2 separate regions of the Homo sapiens genome follow, and region 1 is linked to region 2. The links are chromatin loops, found by intact Hi-C in ENCODE. Cell type or tissue: sigmoid colon. All regions are shown on one strand.

Region 1 (2,500 bases), 490 kb before region 2:
AGGAGATAGGGCCCAAAGTAAAATTCTTAGGTTCCATCTTCTTTTCCCTTCCCCATACTGTCTCTTGTCACCCCCTACCTCTACATATGCTTGTCTGGATTAAAACTTGCAAGAGATGGTGGGAGGCAGGCCTGAGGTTGCTTTTTTTTTCTTTTTCTTGAAATGCTGCAACTCTGGCAGATATCTGGGGGCTCTTTCCTTACCCCTCCTTGCCTTTCTGGGAATAGCCTTCTGGACAATTAAGAGGCTTAGTCCCTAGTGAGAATGAAGGAGCAGGTTTATGCTGGTTTCCCAGGGACTCTAATTCTTCCTAAGTTGCATGAGTACGAGGGAGGAAGAGCACTGACTGCCTCCTTTGGAATTTCCCTAGGGCCTCTATCTTTTTCAAAAAAAGGGTGTTTCTCTTGGACATCCTGGGCTTCACTATCTTGCCAGAAGTGATGAGGGCCCCAAAGCCTTGTTTATGGGAGAATGCATAGGCAGAACGTCGAGTGCTTGAGTGTTTCAGTTTGGTCCAGACTGGGGACTGCTGTGGAAGTCTCCTGCACTCTTGAATTCTGTCAAAAACCTATAGCCAGAGCATGGGGGATAGGGTTTTCATCCACAGAGGCAAAAGCAAAAGAAGGTCATGAATTATATCTGCGTAGATTTTCTGTTGCACTTACTTTGTCCATGCTGATAGGCCAGAATAGTGGTTTAAGAAATTGGTGCCCAATCACAGGCAACATACAGAGGACCACACTGAGGATAATGCTCAGCAGCATTTGCGGCTGGTTCAGAGAATTCCTGACCACACCTGTAAACAGTGAGCCAGGAGGGGAAAGGCTGAAACAGAGCCTGGAGGACCGGGGTAGGACCAGGGGTAGGAGTTACCAGCCAGAACGTAGACACCTCTCTAGTCCAAAGAAGGAAGTTACTGACTTGTAGTTAGTTTAGGCTCCTGAGAAATAATATAAATACAAAAGAATTGTAGTTGGGTCCTTTGTGCAGCCAAAGTCACTGTGAATCCATGTGCCTCTCTCTCCCTCTAAAGGCAGGGCAGGGTAGGGCAGGATAGGAGAGCAGGGGTAAGTTATGAGGGAATCCTAGAGCACTGGCTTGCATCCAAAAATGGGAAAGAAAGCTTTGGAGGAGGAAAAAACAAAAAAATAAAAATAAAAAAGGTAAAAAAAAAAAATTAAAAAAAGAAAAAAAAAGATTTGAAGGAGAAAAATAAGTTAGTGGCCTGACAAAAGGTGAGAGACAGCCAGGTGCGGTGGCTCACGCTTGTAATCCCAGCACTTTGGGAGCCCCAGGCCGGCAGATTGCTTGAGGCCGGGAGTTTGAGGCCACCCTGGCCAACATGGCAAAAACACGTCTCTACCAAAAATACAAAAAAATGAGCAGTGCATGGTGGTGCACAACTGTAGTCCCAGCTAGTGGGGAGGCTGAGGCACGAGAATCGCTTAAACCCAGGAGGCAGAGGTTGCAGTGAGCCAAGATTGCACCACTGCACTCCAGCCAAGGCGACAGAGGTAGAGCAACAGAGTCTCAAAAAATTAAAAATAAAAACAAAAAGATGGGAGCCAACTACATCTACATATCTACTCTCTATATTTTGTCTTCAGCAAAGTGGAGATGAGAGAGAGGGAAAAATTATGGGAGACAACAAGGCGATATGCCACAGCATAAAGGACATTGAACTGGAACCAGGAAACCTAGATTTAAGTCCTTTAATTAAAAAAAAACCCTCCGGTGTCTAAAATGGCTCTAAAAATTGTTGCACTGCCTACCTCTTAGGATGCTGATAAATAGCAAATCTCGTAAGACATTTGAAAATACCTTGGAAACTCAAATAAGGTAACTTATTTCCCTAGCTACATTTTGAGCCCTTTTAGGGCAGAGACCATGTCTTATTTATATCTCTAGCCTAGCACATAGTAATGGCTTCTCGGTAAACATTTATTAAATAAATATACCTGGTTCCCCACCCTCCGCCCACTGGGCAGGGCCTTACCTAGGAATTGGAAGACGTCAGGGAATACTAGACACAAGCCATCGCTGTACAGGAGGAATGACACCCAAAAGTAGAAACCCAGGCTACCCCAGATGACAACATGGTTTATCATTGTCCAGTAGGTTGTCCTCAGGGCGATCTGAAAAGTACCCTCTTATGGGACCTGTAACCTGGGACCTGTCAGCTACCTCCCCCCTCCAATTATGTAATGAAGGTTGCTCCCTTCCCACACTCTCACCCTCTATTCCTCCCACTCTTTCAGAGAGGCCCCCACCCAATCCCCTTACCCCCACCACCACTGGCCACACCTGCATTGCGACCACCCAGATCAAGGAGGTCTGCACCACCAGGGAGAAGGACTGGTAGTCGGAGATGTCCTTCCCATCATTTCGTTCTGCATTGTAAAGAGCCCCCATGGGGACAAAGAACAACACGAAGGAACTGTAGATCCCATGCATTAAACACTTCACAAATTCTTTCTTGTTGAAATAGAGGTTGTGCTGG
Region 2 (2,500 bases):
TTTTCCACATACTCATGGTCCAAAGATGTCTCAAAAAGCCTTGAATGACTAGCCTGGTGTCACATTACAAGTGATACTTGGTTCCCAAATCTTTGCTTATCTCCAAAGACATATAGGACAAGGGGCCATCAGACAGGATGTGACCACAGAGGGGGCTGGTAAGTGAACAGTCGCAAATAGGCTAGGGATCCAACCCGGGAGGAAGACCACTTTCACTCTGCTTCTAGCAGTGTTTCCTCTTTCCCTGGCCCCTGCTCAAACGGGAAATCAGGAAGCCTTAAAAAGTGGGAAAGCTCATTAGCTTGGAGATGAAGAGCTATTTTTCTAGAAAAAGTTTTTAAATGCTTTGTTCCCACACTCTGCTCGGTGTTACACAACTTTAGGGAGTGTCATTCACACATTGTACAGACATAGACTACAATGGGAATGGAGCTCCCTGGAGTTATACAACAGCAAACGCCATACCCCACACCTAATGTTGAGCAACCAAAATGCATGAATGGGCTGGCACATGGCAGTGGTGACCTTAGCTGCTCTCTCTGTCAGGTCCTGTCTAAGGGGCTCAGATTCCTGGAGGCAGCCTTCATGCACAGGAGGGGGTGCTGGCAGTAGTGGGGGATGTGGGGAGACGGTTCACACTGAGAACTGCTCCGGAATACAGAGACTATGGGTGGGGTCCAGGCTAGGAAAGAGACCCTTCTCTTTGAGGCCATTTATCTAGAATTTCAACTGATCATGGAGATCTGAGCCTAAATTAGCCTCTTATTTCCTGGGACCACAAGGGCAGATTTGAGTTTCACTAGAGAGGCCAAGTGGCAGACGGTTCAGGGACTTGTGGCAGCTGCCTCTTCACCCCTCCCCCAAGACCTAGGATCTCTCCTTTCCTTCTATCGAGGGGCTGATTATCAAGCGAGTTCAAGCAGCCTGGCAGAGCTCAGTGAGAGAGGGAGGGAGGCTGGACTGATGATGATGGGAAGGGGTAATTCTCTCTATAGGGATTTCTATTCTTCCACTACCACCCCCTTTTCAAGCTGGGAGCAACTTGTCCCTAGCTGGAGCTGCACACAGAGTCTGTGTGTATAACTGCTCTATAATAAATGGCTGCTGGGGATTGGGCAGGGTGGACAGAAATATAACCAACATTTCTAAGCTGCTTCTCCCTCCCCAGGCCATGGAGGTCCCCTTAAGGCCATGCCGCATCCTCAGGGGCCTTCCTGGGATGGGGTTCTGCATCAGAACCTGGTGTCTGGACCCCTTCACTTAGGCAGAAGGGGTGAAGTATCTCAAGGGAGCTCTCCCAGCTCCTGCCTTCTTTCTAAACAAAGGTGAGGCTGAATGGAGGAATGGGTGCAATTCCAAGACAGGTCACATGGTGGCATGGTGTCTGCACTGCTTCCCTCTTTTCCACTCCTATCCCTCCCATCCCTCCATGCCAGAGAGAAAAATGTCTTAGCTGAAAGAATACTGGGGGTTCCAGCCGGTATCTGGTGAATCTGGGAGTTGGCACGTCTAGGAGGTAGGCAGGAAGAATGGAAGGAACCGGCAGCATGGAGAATAGGAAAAGGGAGTTGGGAGGATGAGGGTTCACAGAGGGGCATGGAACACAAGGCCAGGAGGAGGGGAAGAAAATAACCTTCTTATCTACATATGATTAGCCCATTTAGTTTTGAGGATAGAAAGGGGAGGGTGAAGAGGAGGAGAATGTGAAAGAAAGGTGGATTCTGTTGGGGAGGAAGGACAGTTCTTCCCAGGAAGGAGAGTCCTCAGCGTGACAATGTCTCTTAATATAGCCTGACAGGTGCCTGTGGCTGGCGGGTGGCAGGCAGCCCTGAGGGGCAGGCCCAGAATTAGCAGCTACATCATGGCCGTGGGATGTGCTGGGAGGGGCCTCCCTCTCAGAGGCTTTATTTGGGCCTTTCCTGCCTCCCACCCCATGGCCACCAGCTACCCCAGGGAAGGGGGAAGATGCCAGCAGCAGTTCCCCGTCCACCCTTGGATCCCTGCCACTTCCTCTGGGAGGCAAAGCTCCACCTCTGTTCTGCTGGCCAGAAGCAGGCAGGGCCGGGGGAGAGAAGGGGAAAACCATTTCTGCTCAGAGCTCTGGTAGTTAATTCCCAGGCTGCTTAAGGGCCAGACTTTTATGCTGATGAATGTAAATGCTCTGTCCTCAGAGAGCCACACACTCCCTCTCCCCAACCTTCCTCATCAGCCAATGAAGCAGCGGAGACTTCAGGCAGGACTAATAAGGCTGGGAAGGAAAGAAGGGCGGGGAAGGCCTCTGGCTCTTGCTTCAGACCTCTCTAAGGCCTGAACCCGAGGAGGGAGGGGGCAGAGAGAGGCGGGGAGAACTAGGGTGAGCTGAGCTGGGTAGTGGGTGGGCTTCTCTCTTCTCTGGGTGACAGTGCTGGAAACCCTTGCTGCCCTCACCCCCTCCACAGCCTCCAGTTCCCCGCTACACAAACTGGTGCACCTGGGACCCCTACCAAGCGGAGGGGTCCGG

The links. Peaks named below come from ENCODE experiments on the same cell type or tissue, not always from the same donor. Only the 100,000 strongest peaks of a DNase experiment are listed, where the experiment ranks them.
Region 1: it touches region 2 in a loop (2.6-fold over the local background); 13 of 110 quality-filtered maps call a loop at or near these places.

Annotation. Positions count from the first base shown.
Region 1 is chr9:35,480,095-35,482,594 of GRCh38, reverse strand. It overlaps the pseudogene ATP8B5P. Among named protein-coding and RNA genes, the nearest start is that of RUSC2, 8.8 kb to the left of the region's middle. RefSeq lists a silencer at 432-666. In sigmoid colon, a CTCF peak has its summit at 1,039; a DNase peak (open chromatin) is centred at 1,024.
Region 2 is chr9:34,993,472-34,995,971 of GRCh38, reverse strand. The region is part of intron 3 of DNAJB5 (DnaJ heat shock protein family (Hsp40) member B5); the gene reads right to left. Among named protein-coding and RNA genes, the nearest start is that of DNAJB5, 5.0 kb to the right of the region's middle. RefSeq lists enhancers at 463-1,392, 2,323-2,500. In sigmoid colon, a CTCF peak has its summit at 1,368; DNase peaks (open chromatin) are centred at 515, 1,931 and 2,261; H3K4me3 peaks cover 1,165 bases; H3K27ac peaks cover 1,215 bases.